Regions from separate parts of the Mus musculus genome. Here region 1 is linked to region 2. The links are chromatin loops, found by intact Hi-C in ENCODE. Cell type or tissue: gastrocnemius. All regions are shown on one strand. Each heading gives the region's core, and the rest is flanking DNA. Links, peaks and the distances in the headings are about the cores only.

The links. A loop is a pair of places that touch in the nucleus more often than their neighbours do. Peaks named below come from ENCODE experiments on the same cell type or tissue, not always from the same donor. Only the 100,000 strongest peaks of a DNase experiment are listed, where the experiment ranks them.
Region 1: a loop joins it to region 2, with 2.3 times the contacts of the local background. A loop is called at or near these places in 9 of 42 quality-filtered maps.

The regions. Positions count from the first base shown.
Region 1 is chr8:26,880,984-26,896,516 of GRCm38, reverse strand. No RefSeq gene overlaps it. Among named protein-coding and RNA genes, the nearest start is that of 2310008N11Rik, 64 kb to the right of the region's middle. In gastrocnemius, for the core only: no CTCF peak of the experiment used is centred there; DNase peaks (open chromatin) are centred at 4,509 and 7,286; H3K27ac peaks cover 862 bases.
Region 2 is chr8:26,968,553-26,984,085 of GRCm38, reverse strand. It overlaps Zfp703 (zinc finger protein 703), which reads right to left and starts at 6,750. Exons shown (of 2, transcript NM_001101502.1): 1 at 6,475-6,750; 2 at 2,624-5,518. The coding sequence starts at 6,732. The coding sequence ends at 3,992. It overlaps Gm39150 (a long non-coding RNA gene), which reads left to right and starts at 8,171. Exons shown (of 4, transcript XR_001778540.2): 1 at 8,171-8,413; 2 at 15,016-15,091. In gastrocnemius, for the core only: CTCF peaks have their summits at 7,335 and 8,059; DNase peaks (open chromatin) are centred at 5,968, 7,039, 8,054, 11,119 and 2 more places; H3K4me3 peaks cover 3,692 bases; H3K27ac peaks cover 4,333 bases.

The DNA of each region.
Region 1 (15,533 bases), core at 3,091-11,090, 86 kb after region 2:
GTACAGCCAGCTTTCTTAAGTGCTCAGGCATGCGGCATGGCTTTCTGAACGATGTTACAATTTTTTCTTTCATTGGTGTGAATTTTCTGTTCCCCACCCTCCTGCTGCCCTGTATTTGATGAGAAGTCTGTCAATAACATTTTGTTCTCTAGTATATCTCATCTCGGTTTCTGATACCTAATGGATACCCCTTAAACAATTGCTGAAGGCTGGAAGAAGTGGATGAATGAATGAATGAATGAATGAGACAAAGAATTCCAATGCAAGGTAGGTACAAAGGTCCTATCAGCCTCATCGGAAATAGAACATGCTGGAAAGAGAACCCACTTCGACATCATTAAGTGTGGTGGTTTGAATAACATTGGCACGCATAGGTCCATAGAGAATGGCTCTATTAGGAGGTGTGGCCTTGTTGGAGGGAAGTGTGTTTCAGTCATTTCCCGTGGTTCCCTCTCTTCCTGCTGCCTGCAGATCCAGATGTGGAACTCGTAGTTCCTTCTCTAGCACCATGTCCGCCTGCCTGCCAGCGTGCTTCCCGCCACGATGATAATAGACTAAACCTCCAAAACTGTAAACCAGCCCCAATTAAACGCTTTCCTTATAAAAGCTGCTGTGGCCATGGTGTCTCTTCACGGCAACAGAAACCCTAACTTAGACACTGAGATAGACCTTGATCCAGCCTCTGGGTAATTAGGCTTCTTTGGCTTTCAAGAAGGCACCTGGGGATAAGCAATGTTCCCTAGCATGTAGACAGCCATAAGAAGAAACCCATTACTGATGAAAGATACTGGGTCTTTCTTCCCTTTTTTCCAGCCAGTGAACTGACATCCTTTTAGTCACTGTTTCAGATAGGAGCCTGTTCTGGCTCAGCAGGCTTGGGAGCTGCTGGGGTTCCTGCATCAGGCGGGCTGTAGAGCGGGCCCATTCTCAAGCCAGAGTCAAGGGGATTGCGTCTTTAGCCTTCTTGCCACTGGAGACCCAGCAGAGGAAGGGGCTAGTCTGGGAGAACAGGGGTTAACTAACAGCCACTTAAGGTGGCCCCTGCAGGGTTGTACCCGTTCATCATGATAAGTGTCATAGTAAAATCAATTCTCTGTGTACTTTTGGGAATTACGACTCTCACTTTGTTGTGATTTATTTGGTGTGTAACATGAACGTGGCTGTTTGTTTCATCACTCTGAAAGTTCATCTCAAATTGCTTTGAGTTTCTGGTTTTAGGGAACGACATGTCCAATTGTTATTGTTTCTCATGAAATATATGAGATGGGAATGCACCGTTCTTCCCTGGGTACCCGCTCTTCATGGCCGGGGAAGTGTTATCAATCGGACTTCCCTTCTCCTCTTGTAGAGCTCCTCACACTGGGATAAGCCTTCCCAGAGCTTCACAGTTAGACTGAGGGTCTGCCTTCCTTGACAGCCCTTGAGGGGCAGAGGGGTTGTGAAATAGCTAGACTTTCTTTCCACTCCCAAGCTGGGTCATTTGCTGGAGCATCTTCAAGCTCTTGGTTTCTAAGTCTATCCACATCCGACCAGAGAAGATAAACACAGTTCTTACAGTCTTGGGACAAAAACAAAACAAAACCTAAAAGCCTGGCTTGAGAGATGTTCCTAACACTTATCTAGCTGTGTGATTCAGGAGATGCCCTTAACATCTCTGAACTCTTTCGAATGTCCTCAGTGCCCGTGCAGCCAGGGATGCTCGTTGCCCTTGACACTTGGTGTCTAGGTGAACTGATCAACTCGGCTGCAGTCTCAGCTGTCCCCACCTGGAACAGTGCCCCCGAGAGGTAAGGGGGACACCTGAGAGGCCTGGTGGGAAGGAAGTTGTCTTTAAACTCTGCAGATTCTCAGTCACAGTTTCCCTCTACTTTGCCGATGAAGTGCTAGCTGCCTGGGCCCCTTGGGGTTGCTCAGGGGGGATCCTGGGACACGGGATCAAGTGAGGTGGAAACACTGTCAGCCTTCCATCTGTCCTTGGCATCTGCTTGGAGGCCTGTGGTCTATTCCTGACATCGTTTTATAATAATAACACCACCCACTTTGTATCACACGCACAACCCCCTAAAAAAAATCAGCGTCAGGATATTCCTCCCCCCTCCCCCAGATACCCATCCTGTTTTCCTGAAGCAGAACTGATATTTCTGTTGACTCCTTCTGACTTTTGGATCACTTCCTGGGCCACGGAGAGGTAGTCTTCAAGAGGTGGTCTTAGGTTTCTTGGGCTTTTCTCTCTCACAGGGCCTTCCACTGAACCCACTGCCTCACATACGAATCTTTGAAACTTTTAATATCTGGGTGCCTCCTTTCCAGTGAGTACTTATCCTCCCCAGAGCTTGGGGCACCTGCATATCTTAAAAAAAAACCATATATATATATATATATATATATTTGATTAATTATTTAGTGTTTATCCTTGTGAAGGTTTCTTTTTTTAATTGTTTTCCATTTATATTTACTTATTAATTAATTTATTTATATTAGATATTTTCTTTATTTACATTTCAAATGTCCTATCCTATCCCTCCTTCCCCTGCTCCCCAACCCACCCACTCTCACTTCCTGGCCCTGGCACTCCCCTACACTGGGGCCTAGAACCTTCACAGGACCAAGGAAGGGCCTCTCCTCCCATTGATGACCGACTAGAACATCCTCTGCTACATATGCACCTGGAGCCATGAGTCCCACCATGTGTACTCTTTGTCCTGGACACTATTGTGGATGCTAACAAGTGCTTCCTGACAGGAGCCTGATATAGCTGTCTGCTGACTCTGCCAGTGCCTGACAAATACAGAAGTGGATGTTCACAGCCATCCATTGGACTGAGCACAGGGTCCCCAGTGAAGGAGCTAGAGAAAGGACCCAAAGAGCTGAAGGGGTTTGTAGCCCCATAGGAGGAACAACAACATGAAGTAACCAGTACCCCCAGAGACCTTTTGAAGGTTTCATGAGTGCAAGTCAGAGGACAGCCTTTAAGACTTGCTGTTTTCTTCCCTTGCAGTTTCTTTATACCTTGAACTAGCTGGCCGGTGAGCACATGGGCAATTTCCCTGTCTCTGGATTCCATCTTGTTACAGGAGTGCATTGATTACAGATCTGTGCCGCAGCATGGTACTCTCCCATGGGTTTGGGGCATTGAACCTGGGTCTTCCTGATTGTAAGCTAATATTTTACCAGCTGAGCCATCCCCTTGGCCCAAGCAGCTTCTACCTCTCTCACCACATCCTTTGCAACAGGGTCTCTGAGGCTCTTCACGGACACAGCTTTTCTCTCCCAGTCTCCAGCTCAGAATGTGCAACAATCTGGACTCTTCCTAACCCCTAGCAAACCAGAAGGGAAGCGATCATGCTTTGCTCTCTATAAGGACCCTTCATGCATGTGGCCTCTACAGTGGTCCCCTTATCCCTGATTTTACCGTCCTTGACTTCAGGCTTTGGCTATCTATGGTCAGCTTCAGCATCGTGACACCTCACACCATCATAGGAGAAAGCATGGGAAGGGGGAGAGGGGACGGTGAGAGAGGGAGACCAAGAAAGGGAGAATTCCCATATTCTCATAACTTTTATTATAGAATGTTGTCATTGTTCTATTTAATTAATAGTACTGTATTTTTTTCCCTCTTTTATTGTGCCTAATCTATAGACCTTCATAGGTACACATGTAGGAAACAAAGTTCCAGGCATCCTCCAGGGGTCTAGGAGTGTTTCCCTAAGGGTGTATGTCGCAGAGAGCACTGTATAGATAGATAGCCATTTCTTGCAATCTAGTCCATTCCCAACCAGCCTCGGACTTTGATCCTGGCGATGATCTCTCCTTTTGGAAAACCTGTAGGTTAAATTTTCCCTGTGCTCTGGCATGACATCTCAGAGCCCCTGGGTAGAGACAGGTGGCTTTCTGAGGGCGGTCAGGAGGCACTGTAGCAAAGGATTAAAAGATCTAGGGAGCTGGGCAGGAGGGAAGGCAGAGGCCGCCTCTGTGTCCAGCAGGACAAGCTGCTCTCTGGAGCTCAGCACAGAATGTGGACTTAGCCTCCAGGAGCGAGTGGGGCAGGGTTCACGGTTGGTGGGAGGAAGAACCCCCTGGGATCTACAGCCCCCTCCTGAACTGTCAGGAGGGCCCACGAAACTGTCCTGGGCAGGTCAGCAGGTCTACCAGAGGCAAATACAGTTTCCTTTCTCTTCTCTTCCTTCTGTTCCATAGAACAAAAGAAAAAAAAAAATCCCAGAGGGATGTCAATTACATGTCTGACTGGGGGAGCCTTCAGTGCAAGTAATGGAGCCACCTGCTTGACTTGAAGGGTGATGGGCCCCGCCCCTGTGCTCCCCCGAGGCTGCGAAAATGTGCACCACTGACCTTCGAAGGGCACGCCACTCGTGCAGCTGCTAAACTCCATGCCACTCATTCGGGCCTGTCGTTAGTACTCAAGCCTGTGACAGGTGTCAGCCATGGCTCTGGCAGGAAGGTCAGTACCTCAGAGCTGCTGAGTTCTCCAAGCTAAAGGCGACACTTGAAGGCTGGCAGAGAGCCAGGCCGGGGCTGGCAGCAGCCTGTGGCCTCAGCGGAGGACAGGCTAGTTGGCTGAGATCAGATGAGGTTTGGAAGATCTCAGAGCTGGGGTTTAGTGTTCATCTCCCCTCCTTGTCCCTGTGCATATATTTCCCCTCTTTCTGCCAGGTTGACATGACAATGGCCTGGGGGCTCTTGGACCTAGGATCTGCTAAGGCGGCTGGTCTTCAGGGCATGGTGTAGCTCTGGCAGGCTAGCAGACAAGTGGTTCTGATCTCAGCCCCAGCCAAAAGCAGGGGATAATATAGACTAAAGCAAGCATGTATGTATGCTAGCTTTCGGTTTGCGTTGAGAGAAGGTCTTGCTAGGTGTAGCACAGGCTGGTCTGGAACTCAAGGCTCTCCTGCCCCAGCTTTCTGAGTGCTGGGATGACAGGTATGGTCCACCATGCTTGGAGGGAAGAGCCCTATTTTATTGGCCTACCTGATTCTTTACTTAGCGACTCCCTCACCAATGGCCTTATGGGAAGTGCACAAATCCGAGCTTATGGCTCAGTAGATGAATGTTGGGTGTCCTGGGGACATGCATGGCCAGTGGAGGAGCATCTGGCTCAGAACTGGGCCTCAAACACTGCTTATTAATATATGTATGTCTCCAGGAGACAATCGGACACTCAGGACTCACTTTTATCACCTGTAAGAACTGGACAGTAAAAATTAGCTTGTTTTTGTTATGAAGTAATTAATGAACACAAGGTTCCAGTGAAATCGTTTGGTAGGTGACTGATGGTCCTCAGCTGTAGTTATCAGCGTGCTGTGTTTGTAAGGGCACATGGACAAGCAGTTATTTAAGAGGTTATTGTCCCATTCACATATTTAACCATGACTACGAATGTCACAGATAACGCTTTAGTGGTGTGCCAGGCCCCGTGGTCCCCACTCAGGGCTGTTTGACCTCATGACCCTGGGAGTTGGTTGTCATGATTATCGCCTGGCATGACTGTGAGTTAGAGTCTGATGACTCTGTGGTGGCTACCGTTCTTTCTAGAACCCAGAAGGAGTTCTTCAAATGTCATGGAGATATCCCGTATCGTTCTGACCCTTGCCAGGTGGTGGAACGTCTTTTCCAGGGGTTCCTCTGAACCCCTTGTTGAGCCTCACAGGGATCCGACTTTATTTCCAAGATCCCCGTGGCTGTCTCCAAATCATGACCTTGGTCCAACCCAGTTGGGATGCAGACTTCTCAGTGGAGTGCAGGGTGTGCCTACTCTTGGTGTCTCTATAGAAGCCTCTGGGCTGAGAACATTACGCTGTTCTCAGGGGGATGAAGTTTCTTTATCACTGCCCACCTACCCACCTCGGGGACAAGAAAGTGTTGCTAGGCCTGAAGACCTGGAAGGGATGGAGGCGGTTTGTGAACACACAGCAGCCGGAGGGCAGTCAAGTACACACTGCACACACAGATGCACCCGTCATTCCGAAGCAGAAACAGCTTTACTCGGATCGGGGAAATAGTGTATCCCTGTTTCAAAAAAAAAAAAAAAAAAAAAAAAAAAAAAAAAAAAAGAAAAAGAAAAAGAAAAGAAAAGAAAAGAAGCCACCATCATCCCATTCCAAACAGCCATTGTCACTGATTTCCTGCATCTTTGTCCATCCTCTGTTTAATAGACACTCTAAGCCTTTGTATGGCATTGATGTCGTGGGTGCACATATAGCTTGCACATCTATGTGTTTGATGCTTTTCCCCAAATCTGAGAAGTGCAATCCAGAGGTCCAGGAGTTATTCCTGACCCCTCCTTCCCCATTTTCCTCCCCACACCTCCTCACTCTCATCTAGCACCGACTCCTACTGATATGGCCTTTCTTTTCCGTGGGTAGCACTGCCCTCTGTTTCCCTACCTGACCTTGGTCATGGCTGCTAACAGCCTCACTCAGTCCTCTTCAGCTGTGGCACTAGGTTAATGTCCCCGAGTAGAATGACTTTGCTTTCTAGTAGCTGCACTTCAGCCTGGGTCTCAGCTTTCCTTAATCGCAAGATGGGAAAGATTAAATGAGCAAATGCATGTGAACACACGCACACACTGCAAGTACATGCTAACACGTGTACACACTGTGGACAGAACACACACCCTCTGTGTGCTTTTCTGGAAAACACAGTCATGTTCTATTGTTCCACTTCCCGAGGCCTTAGCGTGGACCTCAGAGGCCAGCCCGAGCCTGAAAGCCACAAGGTTTGGCTGTCACGTTCCTTGCTGATGCTTTTCCTCTGAGTGGAGGGTCTGGCTTCTTTCAGGTTTGCCACAAACATCTTCGCACCTTCTCTTCACTCTGAAAACCTTCCCTGTTGTGCCTGGCTCTCATAGGCTGCACTCATGACCTGCCTTGTTTCCTGGGCTCTTCCGCAATGTAGACAGCACAAATATGACTTTGCACATGAATCTTCTTGCACGCTTCTGAAGATGTCCTCAGAACTGATCCTTAGAAGTTGGGTTTCAAGGTCAAAGGCCATGACCTTTTTTTTTTTTTTTTAAGGCTTTCGATGAATATTTCAGAAACCCAGACACGTTTCTTGTCTTTGAGGCACAATCTTCTCTCCCAGCTTTCTGCAGCACTTCGCTGGATGCTAGGGCTGACCACAACTCCATTTACCAGGGTGATTTGTTTACTTTCTACCCCCACCTAGACTTGACAGCCAATCCCCTGAGTAGGGGCTGCAGCAATCCATCCTCCTGTCTCCCCGGGGACCTGTTCATGGCAGGTGTCTGGTGACAGCAGCTGAGCTGGCTGCATGTAGGTTTTCTGTCTCTTTCCACAGTGGGATGGAAGGCAACATCCCAGATCCTTGCTGATAAACCAGCAGGCCCCCTGAGCGTCTAGCAAGAGAGGAACCCCTGGCATTTGCCAGATACCAGTGGAGTCTGTCTGTCTCTCTATTTCTCTCTCTTTCCAGCCTAATTGCGGAATGAAAACAGTTCTGTTTAGGAGGTGTGTTTCACACGTTGGGTACAGACATGTTGATGTGTGATGGGGCTTGGGCCTTAGGCGTGGAAGATAAAGTCTGCCACTTCTTTGTAGGTCTGTTCTCTTGCCCTCTTGCAGACACAGAGTACCACCTCCCTCCAAATCTCGCCGCGTCGTTCATGGAAGGCCTGCATCTCCTTTGCAGAACGCGCTGCAGTGACTTGGGCTCACTTCTACTCCTGAGACTCCTCTGAGGCCACCAGCGGGAAGGAGGCTGGACCCTGTCCACCCTGCCCTTCGGCACAGTGATTCAGGGAATAATGAGCAGCCTAGAACCTTTAGCCTAACACCTCTAAACAACTGGGAAAACCCGGAACTGCCCCAGAGAAGCCCTGAAGACCGCAGTCTGGTTTTCTTTCTGTTTTCCAGCCTGTTTTGCCTTGGAAAGGCTGGGAAAGTTTCACCTGGAAACACTGCCACCCCCCCGCCCCCCACCCCCCACCCCCCATTTAAAAACACTTCTTTTGGGATAAACGTCACTCTGTTTCCCAGACTGGGCTGTGAGTTCAAGATCCTCCAGCCTCAGCATCCCGAAGGCTGTAATGACAGAGGTGTGTTGGTACACTGAGCCAAGGTTTTCCTCATCCACGCCTTGGCCTCTCATGGCCTGTCTAGACTCTTTGCAGCTCCTCCACATTTGTGACTTATTTACAAATAGTGACTCATTGCCCAGACACAGGAAAGGTGGGTGTTGGTACCTTCACTTGACAGAGGAAGGAACTGAAGGTCAGAGAGGAACTGAAAGGCAGAGTATAAGGACTGGTTGAAACCCATTGAGGTTCCTAACCTCAATGCAGCTTGCTTTCCTGCAGCCTGCTCCAAGGCCCTGGTTTCAGGCTAGACTCTGTGAACCTACAGACATGTGTGCTCACGTGCATGTGTATGCATATTTGGACTAACTTCTAGCCTGACGCTAGGGCCCTCAGGCCATGTATAGCACCAGGAGGGAGTGTGGTCTGGTCCTACAGTAGGAATGATTTGATACTTCACTTTCTAGCTATGTGATTTTAGGCAGACAGCAGCCCCTCTCTCCAACCCAATCTTTTTATTTGTGAATGAGGATCACAGCCACCTCTCTCAGAATGTGGGTGGGATTGAACAAATTCAACTAGGTTGTTTTAGGGGCAGTGCTTGGTGTGTGGCAGGCCCTGTATCAAGTTCTAGTCATCTCGCCCTTAATCTCTGCAGTCAGGCTGAGAGGCGGAGGAGTTTGACTGGCAGACTTGACCCGTCATGCCCTGTCTTTCATTTGCCAGAAACTTCAGTCTCCCTGGTATGTTCCCTCCCTACCATAAAAGTCTGCCAGCCCCATTCACATCAAGCTTTGCAAGTCTTATTTCTCCCATCAACTTTTCCTTGCATGAAGGAACGGAGCAAGATAGCAATACTTAACCCCGAACTGGAAGCCCTTAAAAATGGCCTGAAGACATCTTCATGTCTCCTACAGATGCACACCCATAAGCCTGCACCCAGCCCCCCTGACTGTCCTGTGGCATTACGGCAGACTCTAGGCAGCTCCCTCCCCTGATTTAGGACGTGCTCTGAGGACATCCATGAAGCTTACTGTCTGCTCTGCTTTGTCACCAGGCCCCACCCCAGGCTGAACGGTGTGGCCTGGGAGTTGTCAGCAAGGCTGCTTACTGGTATGCTGGCCCTGAGGCTTGGAGAGGGAAGGTGCAGGCACCGAGAGGAATGTGCCAGGTTTGTTTCCATTACCCTGGAAACCACTCTGAATCACCCTACACAGCCGGGGCTGCCCAGGGTAGAGTGTGAAGAATGTGGACCTCAGCTGTCAGGGGGAGGGAGCAGGACTTGGGGCTGGAGGTGGAAGCTGTATCAGATTGAAGGATACAACAAAATAAAATGTACTTAATAGTGGGATAATCTCCCTGATAGGCAGTGAGGTCCCCGTCCTTAGAGGTATTCAAGGGCTGTACGCTCACACTCCGTGGTATAACTCTGACTTTGGGAGGAAGTTACTTTTTCTGTCTTAGAATTTGCTGAGCTGTGACTGGGTTTCTGTCCCGTGACTTAAAAATTTGAAGGCCCGTAGGCATCTGCTTTTGTTCAGCAACGTGCAGTGTAGTAACCATGAGTAGACTCTGCCGTGTTAACTCATCGGATTGCAGACAGAGCCTAGGGATGTGCCCATTTATATCCTCAGCTTAGAAAAAGGAAAGTGAAGGTCAATCGCTCTGTGTTACCATTGCTCTGAAAACCTGGAGGTATTTCCAGGAGGCCTGGCATTATAGCCTGGGCCCTCACTTGGGTGGGGGTGGGGACGGTGTCTCAACATTAAACAGGGCAGGTTTCCTAGGATGGGCAGGCCCTTGAGAGAGAACAATTTTGCAAGCGTATCTCAGACCCGGAGGGTGATGCAGTAGACAGAGCAGTATCCTGTTGGTGAGTAAGGGGATGGTCAGAGGACTCATTAGGCCAGACCCGGAAGCTCAGAAATCCAGGTTGACATAGAGCTCAGGGGCAGAAAGAAGGCTTGCCTAGCACGCACAAGGTCCTGGGGCCATCTCAATACTGCAAAAGAACCCAGTAACAACCAAAAAATGAAGCAAAGCAAAGTCGTCAAAGGGGTTATGGAACTGTAAAGAAGCAAGAGAACAAAACCAAACAAAACTGGAAAGCACCTTCAAAAGCACTGGGAGAGAAAAGCATGATGGGAAACTGGGGGTGCTGTCCCAGGAAAACAGAGGCTTTAGAACTTCAGGGTCTGGGGTTTACTCTCTAGATTTGCCACTTCATCTCCTTGTGTATCTAGGGTAGGTTGGCTGACGTCACTGACTCTCAATTTCTGTCTCTGTAAAATGTGTAACTGTGAATGTCTTGACTGAGTTGGGAAGGCTCACCCAGAACTTCAGGAAGGAGGGCTGCTCAGGACAGTGTCTGTGTGTCTTGTTCTAGGAGGCTGAGCAGACAGAGGACCATCTCAGGGTGGGGCTGAGAAGGCAAACTGTCCAACAGATGCCCTCCATCCCTGGATGGTGGCAATCCTCCAGTGTGTGTGTTAATCAAAGGTTAGGGGTATAGCTCAGTGGTACCTGCCAAGTGCCCCGGGCCTGTGGAAATGGAGGCTGCTGAGGACCTAGGGCCAACGACCTGCTTTGTCCCACTGTGCTTTCAGGTGCATGCACAGTCCATTGTCCTGCTAGCCAGGGATCCCAGAAGACACCCGCTGCTTTGGAAGGTCAACAGAGAGTTGGCCTCAGCCTCATCATCTGTCCCCCTTCTCAAGCATGCTTGCCTGATTGCACCCTCTCCATTTCCTAATCTGCAAAAACAGCAGTGTTGGTAGGCAGCTTTGCTGTTTCTGGTGGCCCGAGAATCCACAGGACCGACTTCCTGCAGCAGACAGGCTGACAGGAAGGGCTAGAGGATAGAGAACGAGGACTGTGGGACAGCAGTCACTGTTCTATGGCCCTGAGTGGATGGCAGCACCCCATGTGTGAGGTTTAACTTCCTCAATGCTGCGGAAGTTTAGGAAGGCTGCAGCTTGTTAAATGATTCTCCTGAGGTTGCTGAGCTGATGAGTGACATCAGGCTCCTAACCAGGATTTTCCTCTTCCAGATAACGCAGCTGTAACTATGTAAAGCCCCATGCCTATATGGTCAGGCCTCAGCCTTCCCATCTGTAAAATGGGTGGATTCTTCCATGGCAATAACATGCTCCGATTATGTTGTCTCCCTTTCACTCTACATGTTAGGACCAGAGACCTGTTTGCCCATGCTGGCACTGTGGGGCAGCTCACCTGACTTGAAGGGCAATACTCCTGGCTGTTGCCTTCTAAATATCTGTTTTGATCTCCTTACTGGCTCTTCTCCCTATTATGGTTGAATACTGCTAGCAAAGTTTTGAAGGTTGGCCCTGATACCCTTGGGGGATTCTCTTTTCCAGCATCTTCTTTTGAAACAAGGTCTTAGAATGTAGCCATGGCTAAACTGGAACTCACTACATAGACCAAGCTGTCCTTGAACTCACAGAGATCCACCTGCTTCTGCCTCCCAAGTGCTGGGGTTAAATCTGTGCGCCGCCATACTTGGCTCTTTTGATGGTAGGAGCTGTCAAAGTCATCTAGTGCCCAGCAATGCCCGGGCTCACGGGCACACAGTCCAAAGCTCCAGGAAAAAAGGATCAATGACCTAATAAATTTCCGGATGCAGCCTGCTGGCAGATCATCACCCTTATTCCCCTTCAGAGTCTCATTGGAAAGAGGCTGTCTACCGAGATCCCGTGATAATGCACTACCGTGCTCTCGACAAGCCTCTGAGCCAGGAAGCTCTTCTGAGGGTTTTAACCTGCTTCCCTCCTGCTGTAATTCAAGGCCCCTTTCTCTTGTTGAGCACAAATGGAGAACAGCTGCTTACGCTCTTCCTCAGACATCAGCAATTTCTCAAGATGACCCTGTGAGACAGGCCAGGGTCATTAGACCCAATTTGGTGCTCAGCAAATATGTATTTCTCTTCCTCTCGTCGGCCACCGCCTGGCTGGTTAGGCACGATGAGTAGCTATACGTTTATTAGGGCTCTTTGCAAGAGTTCCTGATGTCTCTCCGCACTCCGGATCCCGGAGGGCGGAGATCTTGCCTGCTGGATTTGTTCAGAGAATGCTCTTCTACGGCTCTGGCTGCACATGGCAGAAGCTGCCGTCCTGAAAAGAACAGATTTTGGCATTGGCTGGGAGTTGATATCTCAGGCAACCTCTTTGGCCTTGGATGTAGCTTTGTTTCCAGGGTTCCTTTCCTTTTTTGGGGGGGGGGCTCTAACTATGTAGCCCAGGCTGGCCTTGAGCTCTTAGACCACAGGTTACAGACTGCACCACAGCACATGCCCTTGGGGGTTTCTCTTCAGTCAGCAAGAGCGGTGGATTTCCTGCTGTCCCAGAGGGGGCCAAGTTGAAGACAAGGGGAAGAACTGTGAGACTGGTGACACAGGTAGAGACTCTTGGCCTTCTGTCCGTTCTGAAAGGGGGAGGGGGCAGGGACAAAACATAGCCAGGCAGCCAACCAGCCCTGTCACTCAGAGCAACAGTATCAACAGCAAGGAGGGATAACAGTCCCCAGGGCTGCTGGGCACACACACTTCCTTTCTGACTCAGCTCCAAGTGTCTCGGTCTCCTTTCTTCTCTCTAAATCCTGGTGCAGAGAAACAGGGGGATAATGTTTAGAAAAACAGGTGACTCCGAGGGCAGCGCTCCACAGACTCGGCCCATCCCCTTTTCTCCTCTCTTCCACAAATGACCTTGAATTTTCCCCAGCAGAGGATCTCTAGGCCCCAGGGTTCTTGGTCCCACACAGCCATCAAGGGCTTTAGGGACGAAGATAACCTGACTCCCATCCTGGACTCCTTTATCCCTGGAGGACAAAGGCCACGGTCACTCCTCAAACCTCTTGGAGCTCAAGGCTGAGCAGCAGCTCTCTAGGTAGAAGCTAGAAGCTGAGATCAGGACAGACTGGGCTGCTGATCCCTCTTGGTGGCAGTCAGGTCCCAGGGCAGCTGAAGAGGCTTGACAGCTTTTTGGCCCTCAAAGGAAAACATGTCCTCTATTCCGCCCGCTTCCATTTCTGCCAACAAGCTGTCTTCCTAGGAGCCACTGCGGCCACTTCATCCCTAGATCATTTCTGGAGCCCAGGGCCCTTCTTTGGGAGACACAGAGGAAGGCAGGAGAGGGGTACAACATGTGTGCATGAATGTGTGTGTGTGTGTGTGTTGGTCCTGTGTATCTTTTCCTACATAGACAAATGATTAGGGGTCAGGTAAACACATTCAGAACTTCCTACACCCAAAGGCAGTGGTTCCCAGCCTTTAATACAGTTCCTTATGTTGTAGTGACCCCCAACCATAAAATTATTTTTGCGGTTACTTCATAACTGTAATTCTGCTACTGTTATGAGTTGTAAATATCGGTGCTTTCTGATGTCTTTGGTGACCTCTGTGAAAGGGTCACGTGAGAGGGTCTCCAGCCCCCAGTTTGAGAATCCCTGAAGTCTAATCCAAAGCCTGTTGGATGCTGGGCTGGGGCCTTTGCTAGCTGTTGGCCCCAAGCAGATGATGGGTCTCCTTGTTCCTATTAATTTCCTAGATACACAGTGGGGCAAAGTTTGTCCCAGCGAATGTTTACTCTAGAGGCACATTTCGATTCTCAGTCCAAGTCGCATTAAGGAGGATCCAACTGGGAGACAGGAGCAGGGGATCCTCCCACTCTGGGTAAGATGTGAGCACGTGACAAACTACCCCACGTGTGAGGGATGATTGCCTGAGAGAAAGCCTGTCTCACTTGCAGAAGATGAGAATTTCACATGCTGAGAGCAGTCTGGTGGCATTTAGAGTCTTGGTGTCACCTGACAAGGCTCACCTTTGAGGCTTTGTGATTTATACATTCAAGTCCTAACCCCAGGACCTTAGAATCTGATTTTTGAATACCGGTGGTTAAAATGGTTATTAAAGTAAATTGAAGTTGTTGGAGTGGACTTGGCCCCATATGACTGATGACTCGGTAAGAGACCAAGGTGGGAAATACAGGAAGCCATGAGGGGATGAACACAGGGAGAAGGTGACTACCTCCAAGCCAATGAGAAGCCCCCACCTCTTGTATTTATTTATTTATTTATTTTGGATACAAGGTTTCTCCGTGTAGCCCTGGCTGTTCTGGAGCGTACTCAATAGACCAGGCTGCCCTCAAACCCAAGAGATCCATCTGCCTCTGCCTTCCACGTGCGGAGATTAAAGCCAGGTACCACCACCACCTCCTGGCTCATCTTGGATCTTATCATCCCCGACTCTGTGAGATGGTGTTTGTTCTTTGATTGGCCAGCCTGTGACTCCTGTCCTTATCAGCCACAGCTCCTAATCCAGGCTCTCCTCCCTTCTGAGACTCGCTGAAGAACATGCCAGCAGCTGAGAAGGAGCCTGGACTAGCTTTTCTCACACTTCCTGGTGTCCTTTCTGGGAACCCTGAGAAGGAGGCTTCCCCACTCACATGGTCTTTCTGAGGGCCTAACCTCCGTAGCTCTCAGCTACCCAGGCCTGCCTTCTTGGAGGTTATGCAGTAGGTAGAGCCTAACACTTCCCCATCGTGGGAAAACCACCCTGTGGATAGGGCTGGAGGCTCCTGGATCTGCCTGTGTCCAGTCTCTCCCTGTTAATCCCCAGCTATCTGGATTGAAGAGCCTCATGGGGCCTCAGCTTGAACCCTGTGAAGAGTCAGGAGCCAGGCCAAGCATGGGCAAGGGAGGCAGAGGCCATTGACTATGTGCTCTGCTCTGCGTGGCTGCCGGGATGGGTGGGTGGAAGTTCTGAACTTCTCTACCTCTCTTCCACGTCAACTCCAGCCTAACACATGCACAAAGGTACCTTTTACAGGTAGGAAATTATAGGTGCTTCTACTTCAAAGGCCTTGGCAACCAGGGCTCCTCTTTGATAGATGTCAGTATCATTAATGGTGATTTATTGCTGGGGCCATTTTGACAACAGAAATAACCAGTTTCCCCACTTTCTTAGTTCCCTACCCCCAACACCTTGTGGGTTTTTTTTTTTTTCTTTTCCTGAGCTGGGATGCGAAGAAAGGGTTACCTCCCTACACAGGAGGCTCCAGGCATCTGTTAAATGCACAGTGAGGTATCTAGCTTATTAACTTGTCATTGAGTGTCATAAAGTTTAGTGAAATGCTGGCAGAGTGTAATCCTAAAACAGGGCAATTACCCTGCTATTATGGCAGCTTTCTCCTGGCCCTTCCCCCTCCCCCCTCCTCCTTTCTCCTGCTTCCCCCCATCTCTCCTCCCATTCTCTAGCCTCTACCAGCCTTGATAGATTAGTCAGAGCCAATGTCCATTACTTTGGCAATTCCAGAGTGAACCTTGGCTTTGGCAGAGTAGGGAAGAGCTAGACCCCCTTGCTGCTGGTGGAGTTGTGGGGCCAGGTCACTGTACAAGGAATAGTAGTAGCTAGCAGGAATTTGGCTGGGTCCTGCCCCTAAGGCATTGGTATAGGAGCTAGGAGGCA
Region 2 (15,533 bases), core at 4,539-12,538:
TCGGGATTATTGCAAGACGAATTCTACCCAACCCCGACATGAATCAGAAGGGAGTTAGCTCTGATACAAATACACTATAGTTGGACGGACTGGGCAAGGCGATCAGAGCTGTCTACGAATGGTGAATGGTGGAATTCAAAGAAGATAGGGTATAGTTGTGGGGGATAAAACACACCCAACTCTGTTTGAGTCAAGCCTATATCTGGGGCAAGCCTTCCCCCCTCTTTCTCCTTCTCTTCTCTCTGCTGTCTTCAGGACCACAAAAATAACCCAGCAACGTGTGAAAATAGAACCCAGAGCCAAGAACAGCCAGTGTCAGTATCTCAGGTCCCGGCTTTGTGGTTTCTACCCTGCTGTCCTGGGAACACAGGTCCCATTCTGGAGCCTGGGGGAGATTTAGGGGAAAGAGGAGGAGGAGATATTTGGAGAAAAGGAGGTAGAGAAATACAAGGTGGGAGTTGTCAGATAATATTAACTATACAAATAGGCAGCTGTTGGAGGTGGGGAGGATCCCTCTCTATGAAAATGGCAACTAGTGGGAATCAAGCAATGGAAGTAACAAAGTAAACTCTCCACCAATGTTACAATGGGCAACTTCTTAGGAAAGTTTTCAGTTTATAAGTGGGGGAAGGTGTCTGGTTACCATGGTGTTTTGGGGCAGGTTAGTTCAACCAGGCTCAGCTAACCCTTCCTAGTTCCAAGTGCAATCATTTTCCAATTTTTTTTTAAACCACGCCAAAGGTGAAGACCAAGCAGCTGTTAGCAATGCTTCCTTTCAGTATAGAGGACTTATCACCTAGGGAGAGGGTCTTTTTTCATCTCCCTTCCTAACCAAAGAAGTCTCTGTGCTCCCAGGGAGGACGAGCTATCGACCACAAAACCCAAAGACTTTCTATTTTAGGAGCCCTTTCGGTTCATTTTAACAGGAGTTGGGGAAGAAACATACAGGTGTCTGCAGAAAAAAAAAAAGTAGGAAATTGGGAGGAAAGGAAGCTGAGAAAGAAAAAGTAAATTGCAAAGAAAACAACAGAGGGGGCGGGGGGAGAGAGAGCGAGAGCGAGAGAGTGAGAGCGAGAGAGAGAGCGAGAGAGCGAGAGCGAGAGCGAGAGAGAGAGAGAGAGAGAGAGAGAGAGAGAGAGAGAGAGAGGTAGAGGTAGTTCTGCATTTTAGGCGTGTAGAGTGGATCACTGAACGCCACTAACTCCCCATGCCCACCTGGGGCTGGTCTCAGGGTGACTCTCACTGCTGCTTGTCACAGTCTGCCCTGGACTCATGTCCTCCCGGAGTCCAGGGATGCCAGCAGCCCAGGCTACTTTCCCTGGGACATGCAGTCATTAAGTGGCCAGCACCGATACGGAGTAAAAATAAGAACAACAAAACAACTTGATCGTCTCTTAACTGACGAAGAATTTTGCCTAGATACACAGATCTGGGGACACATAAATGTGCGCGCGTTGTACTGAAGAGTCCAGAGTGGCGCGGCCTTCCATGGAGCCTCAACCAAGGGTTCAGTTTGTGAACACTTGATACATATAGATAGAGAATGTACCCCATACCCCATCTTGTGCTGTGGACTCTTACCTATCAAGCTTCCGAAGCCGGAAGACTGTCCGGTACAAACTACCTGTTAAGTAGTTTACCCTCCCGAAGAGGGCAAAGCGTCGCAGCAACAACAGATCCAAAGCTCGGTGGCACCCACCCGGTGGCACCCAGGCAGTGTGTGCGCACAGTCTGAAGGAACTGGCAGCCCAGGGTCTGCTGCACGGCTGCTATGGCTGCCCCCCAGTGGAAAGGAGTCAGTCCACACTGGCACTAGGCAGTTGGTGACTGGGGACCTGGGTATTCCACGCAGTAGGCAAGTACTGGGCCAACACCCTACTAAACAGCATCTGTTTTCCACTGTGAGAGGACAAGAAATCGGGTAGGAAACCAGGTCTTAGAATCTGGTGTTCCCGATGTCAGAACAGCTTCAGGGTCATGTATCATTGCTGAGAATTCTCAGCAAAAACAAACCGGTTCCGAGTCGCAGAGGACCTAGGTTGATAACACAGAGTTGGAAGAAGAGCCTCCAAGCCTCATGAAACCTCTACTCAGGAGCATCAAGAACAAATCCTCAATCTTGAGGACTGCAAAAGGTCAGACTAGAACAAGTTGAGGCCCTTGAGCCTGTTGCCCTCCATATTGCCACTAGATGGCGCCAGAGGCACGTCTCTGCTCACCCTCCAGCCGGGCTTAGGAGAAGGAAGGCTTCAGGGGAAGTTAGCTTTAGCCCTCCTTCCTGGTTCCCTCTCTTATCCTGTAGCCCTTGAATTCCCGCCCAGAGAAAGATCCACTTTCACATGCGCCCTCGCTCCACTTTGCCCCCAGGAAATGCCAAGGCCTTTGAAGTATCCCTGGGAGCCAAACAATTAAACTGGGGGGATGGGGTGGGGTGTAAAGATGGTTTTATGTAATTTGTAATACACTGGTCTAAGTCCCCTCCTAGAAGAAAGGTTAACCGCAGTCTCAGAAGAAAATCCTTAAGCTTTTAAGGAAAAAAAAAGCCCTCAACAAAACAAGGGTATCCACTTAGGTGTCTGGAAGTGGGACCATGGGTGAAGCAAGAGAGAAACACACCACGGTGTGAATATAGCCAAGTATTCCATTTATTAACAAAATAGTCTTAGCAAGGGAGAGCTCTGTTCACCCCACAAGAGGCCCCGCAGCCGAGGCCGGCCCGAAGCCCCAGCGCTGCTGCGTAAGACCGGGAGGGAGGGAAGGTGTTGGGGAGAAGACTTGTATTAAGTCTTTAATCCTAGCCACCGCAGGAACCCACGGAAACCTAATGCCAGCTTTGGCGATTGCTGGCTCAGGTCTGGGACATGGCGAAGGGAGTGCTCTGATCCTAGGGCTCCCTGAGTCCCCAGCCTGCCCCCAACAGAGCTCCTAAAGTTGTCTGGTCTGCTGACTTGAGGACTGGTAAGCTTTGGAGGGATCCATCAAGGATCCCCGACCCCACCCCTATCGCCAGGGGAGGGGGCGGGTCACAGTCCCAACTAGGGAGAGAAAAAATAAAATAGTAACGATAAAGTACTTCACAAAATATAAAGAGCAATTTCGTGCCAGCGGGGCCTTCTAAGACATTTAATTGGATGTGTCAGGTCCCTGTCAGCCGGCAATTTGACTGCACCGCAAGGTGTGGGTCCCTGAGGGGCCAGGAAGGTAGAAGTCTTGGCAGGCTCAGTTGGAGGCCATTGGGTCACTGCTGGTGGCACAGGGACTTCCCGAACTGAGCACCCTGGAGGGTCAAGGCTGTGATTTGATTTGGGGGCTCAGGGCCTAGAACCAAGTGCTCATGTGGGAAGTGGGGGGAGGGGGGTTTGTTGTGTAGTACCACACAGCCCAACAGAATTCTGGTTCATCAGAGCTCAAGACCTCCAGCCACCAAGTTGTTCCCCCTTGAACCCCCCCAAATTGTTACATTTTTTTTTTGTACAAAGGGAAAAAAAAGAATTAAAACTTCACATGGAATGAAACAAGATGGGGTGGGAAGGAAAAGGGAAGATATGCAGTTTTAACAGTTAAGACTCATGCAAGAGACTTCCCAAGATGGGGGAAACTGAAAGTGTAGGACCCCAACTCTTCCTTCATTCCTTAACACCAAACCAGTCAAAATCAAACAACCCAAAGCCTTAAAACATATACCCAAGAAGAAGAAAATAAGCAAAAGAAGGGAGAGGGGTGGGGGGAATCATGGAGTTACCTGGGTGGTTAATATTATTATTTGGGGGAGACAGACTTTTTGCATACCACTGACTCATGTGGTCATTAATGCACTTATGTTCCCAGCTTGTAAGCTAACATTATAGTAAATAAATACACAGTCCGGTGGGGGAGGGGCTGGGCTGGATCCTGGTAGGGGTAAGCGGTAGTGGAGCTTGCAGCGTCGAAGGCAGTGGGACGTGAGAGGAAGGGGTGGGTGGGGAAGGGCTGGGAGGGGCCAGAGCTGTGGTTACTGGTATCCAAGCGCAGAGGCGGAGGCTAGTCTCTGTCCATACAGTGCGTATGGCGAGTAGTAGGGTCCGGCTGTGGGAAGGGACGGCACTGCCAGGCCCCCAGCTGTAGATAAGTGGCTCTTGCCATAGGGGTGGTATCGGCTTAGCCCCAAAGTGTGTGGACTCCGCAAGGACAGCGACCCGGGGCTGCCTGGGGCAGCGGGCGGGGGGAGATGCAGGTGACAAGAGGCTGCGGCTGCAGCGGCTGCAGCGGCACTGCCCAAGCTCGACGCCCCGGGGTAGGCGGCCAGAAGTTTCTCTGCGCCCGGCAGGGCTGTGTGAGTCCGTAGATGGCTGAGCAGCTCCTCAGAGGTGGCAAAGCGCTTGTCGCAGGGCCCGCTGGCCGCCACCCAATTGCAGCTGTGTGGCAGCGGTTCGTTCTGCAGCATGAAGCCATAGGTGTAGAGAGGATGGCCCGGGAGAGCGGCCTGGGCGGCGCTGGAGGAGAGCGCCGCAGGTTGCAAGGGGTGCCCCGGGTACACCAGAGGGTAGCCACTGGCCTTAAGGCTGGGCCCGGTCGGATCGTGCGCGCTGCAAGTGGAACAGCTTGAGCCGCCGAGGTGCGAGGCGCTGTGGTAGCCTCCTAGACAGTAGGGGTCACGGCATAATCCCTGCAGGAAGGAGGGTGGGGAGGCCCCCGTGAGCGGGCTGGAGCTGGGGGGCTTGCCTGGTGGCAGGCCCAGGCCCCCGGACAGCTGACCTCCCACCAAACCAGACTTGCTAGGATCCAGGCCAGGAACGAACTGAGACGGGTAGCCGGCGTAGGCGCCCACGATGGAGCCGTGGTAACCGATGCTGGAGGGCGGTAGTGGGAACACCGAGTGGCCTGGTTTGTAGGGTGACACTGGAGCCACGTGGCCCGCCCCCACCAGGGCGGAGGGCGGCTCTGACTTGCGCCCCGATGCGGTGGCTTCCGGGCCACCGTGAGCCGAGTCCCCGCCGCTACCTCGGCTCCCAGCGGCTGGCTCGGGACTGGGTTTGGCTTCCTGCTCTTTCTTGTCCAGTTCGCCGGCCCCGCCGCCGCCGTTCTTGCAGTCTGAGTGGTGTGGTGAACCTCCGCGGGAGCCGCCGGGAGAAGACGAGTTTGATGAGGTGGAGACCGATGCCCCGTGCGGGGGAAAGGGAGGGCAGGCGGCGCTGGGGACCCTGAAGCCCGCCTTGTCTCCGGGGGACGAGGAGGACGAAGAGGTGGTGGAGGACACCGACGAGGAGCCGCTGTCTTTGCGGGAGTCGCCGCCTCCGGAGCCCTTAGAGTAGGGCTTGAAGCTCGACTTGTCCTCCGCGGGGGAGTCCCCCAGCTGCTTGAGCGCCGCGGCCGCGGAGGCGGCGCCGGGGGCGGAGCGGCTCGGGTCTTTCTCGGATCCCAGCCCGTTGGCCGCCGCCGCCGCTACGGAGTTGAGCTTGGATGAGGGCGGCGGGTCGGGCTTGCCGATCTGCGAGCAGGTCTGGGCTAGCAGAGCCAAAGGACTCTTCTTGGCGTCCAGCTGCGGGAGACAGTGGCAAAGGGGAGGGAGAAGGGGGTGAGACTGGGAGACTCACTAAGCGCGCGCGGAGAAGCTGAGCCGAGCACTGTGGGCGAGCGAAGGGAGCTGAGCGAGGAGGGTCACGGAAGGAGGGCCTGGCTCTGGCCGAGTAGCTGGGCGGAATGACACTTGCCTTGTGGGTTAGTCCCCGAGTGTGACATGGGCGCTGGCGCGCAGGAGAAATGGCTCAACCACAGCCCTCCCGGTTAAAGGTGACTTCTCTGTAATCCGGATGGTGATTCGCCCCTTTCCAGATAATTTTCCCATCTTTTTGGGCCAGGGAAAAACTTAAGCCTTTAGTTTGGGAGAACTTCGTTTGGGACGGGTTTCTGGTGATGGCGCTCGGTGTAAGAGCAGGGAGAGGCGCCTTCTAAAGGCAGAGCCGCAGTTGGCCCTGTGAGTAGCCCCTCCCTCTCTCCTTCCCTCCCTTTCTCCCTCCCTCCCGGGGAGGACACCCAGAGAAGTAAGATGAAGAAAGACCCAGGATCCCGAGTGCCTGGTTGTCTGCACTGTGCCCCTAAACAGACGGGGGAAGATGCAGAGGGACACCGGGTGGAGGCGAGGGAGGCCCAGAAGCCGTCTTTGGACAGGACTCTAAGGGGCCAGAGGAAAAGTAAAGGACTCTGGGCACCATAAGAGCAAATCCAGTCGGTTAGAAAACACGCAGCTCCAAAGGGCGACTGGGCAAAACCCTTCCACCCATGAGTCTAGGGAGAACCTGGGCGGGCGGGGAGGGGGGTGTCTGGTTCCTGCCTTCCGTCCCTCCTCAGGAGGTCCGCCTGCGTGGCCAGCTTCGGGCCTCGCGTCGCTACGGGAGGTGGGGTGGGGTGGGGGGTGGTGGAGGGAGCAGAGCCATGGGCCCAGCATGGGTGGAGGAGTGGGGTTCAGTTCTGGGTGGGCAGCGCCCGGAGACTGACCTCAATTGGGCTGACGGGTGTGGAGGACAGCGGTTGCAGGTACTCCGGGTGCAGGAGGTGACCGGTGTGAGCGCTCAGCATCTTCAGGACCCTGATAGGGAGCCGGTTCGCCTGGCGCAGGGGGTCCGCCGGGGGCAGGAGGGACACCACTGCCGGCACCGCCGGCCTCTTCCCGCCGCCGCCGCCGCTGCTGCTGCCGCCGCCGCTGCCGCTGCTTTCGGGTGTCCTTGGGTTAGATCCAGCGGGCGAATCGCTCATTTGGAGGAGGCAGTGCCACTGGGGGGGCGGGGAGGGAGGGGAAGCTCCGGGAGGCGAGCTCCCGGGGCGGGTGGGCTCGCTCCGCTGCGTCGAACGCCGTGCAGCAGCCGCTGCGCCTCCGTGCCGCCTCCCCTCCTCCACCGCCGCCGCCGCCGCCGCCGCCGCCGCCGCCGCCGCCGCAGCTAGCCCAGGCGAGCAACACAAAAACCTTCGCCTTCCGCGAGCTGCACGTCAAATAGCCGCGATCTGCAGCCACACTTCAAAGGGATCGCCGCGCCCGCCCAATCGCAGCTCTCTCCCGGACCCCGGGGCGGGGAGAGCGGAGGGCGGAGGCGGGCGCCGCCGGTGGGCGGGGAGAGTCTTAAAGCGCCCTAGCCGGTCGCCGCCTCCCGGCCTTCGCCCAGCGCTGGATCTGCTCCCCTTTGCGGGTTGTGCCCGGCTGCCCTAGCCCACGGGTCACCCAAGGGACGGGACTTCTGGACACGGGCTCTGTGCCCTCTCCTGTTGCCTGCTGCTTCCCACTAGTGTCTAGGGTGGAGACCGGGGTGGGAACGCAGGGCGCCTGCTCCGGTCCTAGGATCCAAGCCTCTCCCCGGGACCGCCGGGGGGCGGGCTACGCCTCGGGAGCTCGGCAGCTTCTCCGAGCTGCTTCGGCCGGTTCTCTTTCCCCTAATTGGCCTCTCCCGGATGTGTTCACTTGGAAGCGCCGAAGCCTTGGGGGCATCCACTATTCCCTGGGCGCTGCCTGAGCCCTTCCAACTACTTTGAGCCTGTCCAGTCAGACTGGAAGTGGAAGGACTCCCTTCCCGGTGAGACGGTCTAGGTGAAGCGTGGTTGAAGGTTTGGCTCCCTGGCCAGGAAGCGTCACCTCAAAGCTCCTGGAACGCCCCCAGGGGCGCTCTGAATTATAGATCGTGTTTGGTGTGTTTCAGGGTTCTTGTCCCGTTTAAAGTCATAAAGCTACCTCACTGTGCTGTGACGAGCTGAGCTGCCGTTTGGCGGCGACGTGGTTGGAGGTAGCATCAAAGTAGAGGCCGATGTCCTAGAGGAGGGGGGGGGTCTCAGCATTGCAGGACGACACAAACTCTAGAGACTGCCCCATTGGTTTCCCCTCCGGCGAAATTTCGAAATAAGACCTTTTTATTAATAATAACAGTACCCTCTCGGATTCCCCCAAGCCTTCCGGAAAAAGTACGTATTTACACTTGGCAGAGATTTTTACATAGTCATGGTCCTGACCATAAAGTTCTAGATCCTTGGCTCAATCGACTGAGCTTGGTCCTTTGTGCCCCAGCTCTGGAGTGACCACTTTTGCGTGCCCTCAGTGGCCAGTGGAGGCGCGCTGGTGTCGCTGTTCCTTTTGAATACCCTTTTCCAGTCGTGATTTGTCAGTCACTCTGACCATCAAGTTCTGACTTTGTAGGAGTGTTACCCAGGACTATCTGGTTCTGACTGCCTGATGCTGACTCACGGTTGTTTTTTTTTTTTTTTCCCTGACTCTGATATCATTGACTCAACACAACGTGAGAGCAAGAGATTCCAAAGGGGTCGTCAAAGTGAGCGGAAGGAGCGAATCATAGAACAATCATGAACTTCATGATGTGCAGGAGAGAAGGCGGCAGGCAGCTTCCAAGGCCACATCCGTCATACACAGAACTCAAACTCTCCCTGGAGCCACAAGGTTTGATAAATAAATGTGCATAGGTTTCTCAGAAATTACCCGACTGTCCCTTCCCTCTCTTTAGATCTTATAAATTTAGTGAATAGCCAGAGATGCCCTGACTCTGATGATATGGTCCATATTGCAGCAGGAGGGGCAAGAGAATGAATGGAAGGGAGGAGGATTTTCTCATTTATTTTATAGTACAAAGTTTTACTCTCTTCCCGCAACTCCCATAAGCTCAGCTCATGCCAGCCTATGCCTTCTGACCTCATGGTCATTGCGAACACTTATCTGTAAAATTCTACTCCAAGCTGGGTCTGCAGCCTCGTTCTTGTAAATGCAGCACCCAGGAAGCTGAGGCAGGAGAGTCACACCATGAATTTGAGACCAGCTTGGCATACCTAGTGAGTTCCAGTCTAGCTTGTGCTACAGAGTGAGACCCTATCTCCCAACAAACACAGTCCACCGCGATTGAAGGGTTACTTCAACTTAACCCAGGCCTTTGGCCTTTGGGAGAGAAAAGAGTGGAAGAAGGATGGGTTGTAGAAGCGATGGCCTTTGTGGATATGTTGGAGGAAAAACTGGGAAGAAGGTAGAGTTTGGAGACAGAGACAAAAGTCTCCTGGGTTATTGTAACCAGTCCAGCTGGGGGCGGGGTGGGAGGAGAGGGAGGGAGAGAGAGAGAGAGAGAGAGAGAGAGAGAGAGAGAGAGAGAGAGAGAGCCAGCCTAGAAACCATTCTAGGAGCAGAGCAGATGTGTGTTAGAAATGATTAATGGGAAATAAGTTAGAGGGAAAGAGAGTAGACACTTAGGAATGTGGGTGGGAAAGAGAGGGCAGGAGGCTGCAGAAAGGACGGTGGAGTATTTTTATTTGGAGAGTAGAAAGATGTCAAATGAACAAAAGGAAGAAGGGGAGCAGACAGGATGTCCCGGCTGGGCAGGCTAGGGTGCAGGCGATTTCCCCACGGAATGATACATTGTCCTTTTAAGAAACTTAGTTCTCTAAGCTCAGAGCAGTTAGCATGGACAGGGCTAATGGTGCCAGGTGCCAGACGCCAGGCCTGTTTCCTGCTCCTGTACAGTATGTAGGACACACACACTCCACAGCACACACAGAGGGTAGGGACAACTCCTTGGGGGTGCTGGTAAGGACAAGAGAGCTTCCTTGATTGGATTGATCCAGTTTCCTTGTGAGAGAAAAATTAAAAAAAAAAAAAAACCAAAACACCGTGAGCTAGGCCCAAGGCCTAATTAAAACACTTGCAGAAGAGTATTGAGATTGCGATTTGACATTTACTTAGCAAAATTGTTACCCCATACAGAGCACGACACTGGGCCTCAGCCGCCTAAAAGGAAGTTCAGTTTTCAAAGGAATGGCTTGCCACCTGGGTGAGAACATGACTCATTAATCAACCCGGACCCGTGTTTACTGAGGGCCAGCTGTGGGCAGAGCATTGCCTTAGGAATGTGGTTGAAAAAAAAAAGACCCTGTTAAAAAAAAAAAAAAACCGGTTGCAGTGCAGGGGCATACAGCGCATGTCCTTCCCTCACAGAAGTGTGGCAGATGCAGAGGACCTCATTTGTCAGCCCTTCGCTGGTTACCCTGGAAATGACAAGCAGTGGTTTACCTAGGACAGGGCTAGAGCTACTTGAAGCTGTTTCTAGGACACTGGAGTGAAGAATGGGCTGCCTGTTAGTCCTTTTTCTGTCTAGCACGCAGGGTCTTGCTATGTAGCTCAGCCTGGTTTAGGACTCAAGATCTCCCTAGTAGGAACTACAAGCGAGCTTGATTTTATGCAGTGCTTTAAATAATATTGGATGCTGTAAACAGCCCAGCTAGAGCTATGAGTGAGGAATGGGTCTGTTATTTACCTGAAGTTCCTGGAGTCAGGTCACTGGCAACCAGGCCTTTAAGGCACGCTGCTGCTGAGGTGACCCTGGGTACATTGTCTCCCCCTCCCCCAATATGCTTCAGTTTCCCCATGCATAAAATCTGAGAGTGGCCATCCCAGTCCCGGGAGGCCAGAGGCAGACAGCACATGTGGAGTGTTGAGACAAAGGATCCCAGGTAAAGGAGGCCTGGGATTTGGTGTTCTTTCTGCCTCTAGGGAACGTCGTCGCTAAATAGAGTTTAGGTGGTAACTGCGTCACCCATCAATGTCTGGATCCCAAAGATCTCAGCCTAGACTGGGAATTCCACGGAACTGGTAACAGACCTTCCTCCGGGCTCCAGTCCAATGTATCTTTAAAAAAAAGTCCCTCAAAAGCTATTGTAAAAAAAAAAAAAAGCCTTTAGAAAATTGTGGATATTTATAGTTTTTTTTTCACAGACTTCAATTTACATAAAATTTGCCACCCAGGAAAAAAAGGCCTGAGTCAGGTGGAGAGCAAGAGGTGGTAGATTTGTTGTGAAGGGTAATGGGCACTTTTCACTCCTTGCTAGGGCGGAATTGCCTGAATGATCACCGCATGCATAATACTCAAACCCTAGTGGCAACATCATGAAATAATATCTCACCGGGTAACTATTTACATTTTTTTTTTTTTAACAAGCTGTAAGAACTTCGTAAAGTCTGTCTTGTAGAGAACTTGGTTTCCCTTCCCTGCGTTTAATATCTTTCAGCAGCTGACAATTACTGCCTTGGCCACAAGCCCTGAGTTAGCACAGTGCACTGGGCTCTGGAGGTTTCCTCAGCTGCCCCACCCCAGGCTTCAGACACTGCCTGGGGCATGACAGGGTCACTGAGGACTGGTGGCAGGGAACTGGCAAGAGTCAGGCCAGCCAGGCTCACAGGAAGACTTCTCTTGTGATGAAAGGGACTCAGGGGTCAGTCACCGCAGGTGTCTCAGGGCATTTTGTCTTACCTCCCAAGGGACTTCGGATACACTGTTTTTCTTCCCTCTGTGTTAACTTTCCAGTGGTGCTTGGCTATCAGGGCAGTAGCTGATACAGTTCTAAACATTTTGTATCCACTGTCGCAGAACCCTTGCCCTAATCACAGAGGAAGACAGAGGAGCCCAGAAAGCGTAAGCAGTTACCTAAGACCCAGTGCAGTAAGTGCCCTGTCATTTCTCTCCTCTCTAGACGGGCTTCTTTTTTGGCTGATCCACCTCCTCTTCCTTCTCTTTTACCTCTTTCTTTGAGCTTTTCCTTCTGGTGTTAGGAATCAAACCTAGGGCATCACTCATGCATGGCAAGGACTCTGAGCTGTAACCCCAGCCGTAAGTCTGTTTTTACATATGCAGGGCTACTTATTTATATCTCATTTCAACATAGTCATGAAAAATTTAAGGTAGACACTGGAGTTTACAAAGTGACATGTACATATACACATACACATACACATATAGTCACGTGAAAGGATCCATCCCCTCCCTCCACCATGCAATTATGGGAGGCAGGATCTTGCTATATAATCCAGACTGGCCTTGAACTCAACAATCCTCCAGCCTTAGCCTGTGTGTTTGTGCACGCACGTGCACATGCACATGCACACATGCACTTGAGGAGTGTGTGGGTGGAGGTCAGAGAACACCTTATATAGGAGTTGGCTTTCTCCTTCTATCATGTGGGCCCTGAATCTCAAACTCAGGTGGTTAGGCAGGACTGCGAGGGCCTTTACCTACTGAGTCTTATCTCTGCTACCCAAGTGAGTTTTTGTGTTACTCTGCTTACAACAAAGTTCAGAGTTATTCTGGGCAGGTTTTATTATCTCTTGTGTCAGATGAAGGCATAGGCTCTAAGAGCTGGAGGGAGAGTTTGAAAGTCATGTCACCCAGCAAAAACGTTGGTGGGAGTGGGGCAGGGCGCGAAGTGAGTTAGTTCTTCTTAACTCCTTCCTGTTGCGGATCTGCTCCGTGGATGGGGTGGGGGTGTGGTAGCTCCTGATAAAAGGAGGAGGAGTTTACTCCTTTTCCTCCCCCAGGAATCTCCTTTAGAGATGTGGAGGGAAGAGGGACAGAAGGAAATGTAGACCACCGCTTATCTTCAAGCCTGTCCTTTTGATTCAGACCTTTGAGCAGGGCTCTTTGAAGAGGTGTTTTCCTCTTATCTCCCATCAGCCGCAGGGAGCCATACAGACCCGGGTCAGGGGGATGTGGTAGGGTAGGTGTGCTTTTGAAGTCGGCCTCCCTTGCTTGTTCTGCCCCCATACATCAGCCTGGTCATTCATCTTTGATTACTTTCATCCATTTAGGTTTATCTGTTTCTGAGAAAAACTCCCTGATGTTGGGGACTAAGGGTCTCCCACAGGCTAGATACTTGCTCAATTGCTCAGCCCCAAAACTTCTCTCTTAAGCTGTAAATATTGCTGGGGCTATATCTCACCCTCTAGCAGTCTGCACTGAGACAGCCCACAGAGAGGGCTGCATATAGGGCACTGTGCACTTACTGGGATGCCAGATGCTGCTCTGAGCAGCCAGTGGGTGCTAATTCATTTATTTCTTGCAACAAATCAATCAGGTGGGTACTAGTGTTGTGCCTATCTTATAGGTGATACACCGAGACCCAGAGAGGTTGAGCAGTTTGCCAGGTTACCCAGCCAGGAGGTGGTAGAGCTGATATTATAGGGCAGGTAGGTGGTTCCCAGGCTGTTTGCAAGGGCAGAGCCCAAGAGGGAGGAATTTGCTCAAGGTGGGGAATAAAAAAAGCCAGCAGGGCACACTGAAAACAAATGACTTTCATAATTTTCTGGAGAGTTGCACACGCCCATCGGGATTTCCCTTCATCGTGAGAAATGAGGAATATGGTATTGAGGAAACTGAGGCCCGGAAAGGAGCGGAGGGAACATTCATTTGCCCGTTTAATTGGATTGGACTGATTAATTCAATGACTCATCCTCTCAGTGACTAATTATTGACCACTTTATAGGTATGGGCCAGAGGCAGTCCCCAGAGGATAAAGACAGACAGCTGTGTGGGATGGGACCCAGACTCCCATCTCTCGGATGCCCATTTCAGTGTCTCAGGAAAGGGATTGTGGGCCTTGCCCTTGAGCATCCTGGCCTCTTATACAGATTAAACAGCAACAGAAAACCGAGGCAGCCTGATCTTAACTCCTGCTTAATGTCTGCTGTAGTCGGAATATGAAATGTTCCTAAAGACTCGTGTGCTGAAGGGTTGGTCCCCAAAGTAGTGTCTATCAGTGGTGAGCCTCTGGGAAAAGACTAGATTAGGAAGACTAGGACTTTAATAAAAATATTTAAATTATTTATTTATTTGTGTGTGTGTGTGTGTGTGTGTGTGTGTGTGTGTGTTCAGGTGCCCACAGAGGGCAGAAGAGGATGTCAGATCCCCTGAACTGAGGTTACAGGTAGATGTGAGTCCCCCAGTATGGGTGGGTGCAGGGAATTGAACTGGGATCCTCTGCAAGGGCAGCAAGTGTTCTTAAGCCCTAAGACACGTCCCCAGCCCTAATCAATGGCTTTATCAGGTGATAAATTAATTATTCCCTGGCTTTTCCAGATGCTGGAGGAGATTGGGAGGTGGAGCTTAGCTGGAGAGAGCAGGTTTCTAGACTGTCACCCTGAAAGAGGGTACTGGGTCCCTGCTCTATGACTTGCTAACTCCACTCTCTGGCTACCATGAGGGCAGTGGCTTTGCTGTGCCACAAGTTTTCTGCCATAATGTGTGGTCTTACTTCAAGCCCAGAGTGAGGGAGCTGAGAGAGACACCATGCACTGAACCCTTTGAAACCAGAAGGCTTCAAAATAAATCTTTCACCCTGTTTTTTTGTTTTGTTTTGGTTTGGCTTTTGTTGTTTTTGTTTGTTTTGTTTTGGTTACAATGATGGAGCACTACCACTCGCAAGAACACTTGCTATCAAGTCCAGGCTGTCCTGGAATTTTCTTATGTAGTCCATGTTGGTCTGCAATTCCTTGACTGCCTTCCCCCCGAATTCTAAGTACCAGGTCGATAGGCGCATGCCTGGTAACTCAAAGATGAAGTCAGCTTTCTGCTAACATTGATTGAACAATGTCTGGGGTGCAGATATCATTCTAGGTGCGTTTGGACAGTGGTCACTTATACATAAGGAGAATCATTAAGGACCATGAAAGGACTCTTCAGTGGGAAACAGGGACCATGGCTACCCCAGGGAGTCTCCTCATTCTGCCTTCTGAGTTAACAACTGGAGCCAACGGGAATCCATGCCCTGGGGAGATCTGGGTGGGTGGCCATCTGTGGGCATGTGAGAGATGATGTCTTCTGGTTTTGACCTTTCTTGTGAGAATTGGCCATGAAGGTAATGGTATCTGTGTGGTTTTCCCTCCAGATTTGTTCACTGTGCTCCTTCCTAAGCCATCTAAGATGTGGAGTCCCAAACCCAATTATGTAAACATTCTTTAAAAAAAAAATCAAATGCCTGTCCACAGCATGGTGGATACCTGAAATCCTGGCATTCAGGAGGCTGAGGTTAGACAGTCATGAGTTTGAGGCTGGCCTGGGCTATGGAGCAAGACCATAACTCAAAACAGTGAAAAGAAAAAGAAAAACATGAACAGAAATAGAGTTTCTTAGATAATGTTTTGGTTATTGCAACTAGTGTCCAGTAAAGATGAATTCGCAAGATGTTAGAAAAATTCAAGGGGTATTTATTTTGATACCCCACCTCCACTTCCAGCTTCTGCCCGGTGAATGACTGGAGGAGCTGGGTCTCCACCAAGCTTATGTCAAAGGAGAGAGGCCATTCAGAACAGGTATGTGTGTGTGTGCGTTAAAAGGGACTTAAACTTGCTTTCTGTTGAAAAAAGATTTTTCTTTGTTCAGGAGGAGGTGCATTCCCATGGCACGGGCATTCTGAAGTTGTAAGCAGGAGAGTGAGAACAGACCTTTGTTCCCTACTCAGAACTTCACAGCTGTGAGCTTGTTGTGCGCCTTCCTGGAGGTTGCTTACACATTAGCAAATATGTATCTATTCGCAGCCCCCACCCCCACCTTATACACAGATGGACACAAAACACAAGCTACTCTGAACTTTAAAAAAAAAAAAAAACAAAGTGATATACTTTAGAGATCTTGCAGTGAGTGGTTGTGTCTTATTTAATTTCCCCAGTGTCTTTCATGGTATTGTTCCGTGATGTGCCTGGGTTTATTTAACTAGTTCCCTGCTGATGGCTATGTAAATGTAGTATTTCCATT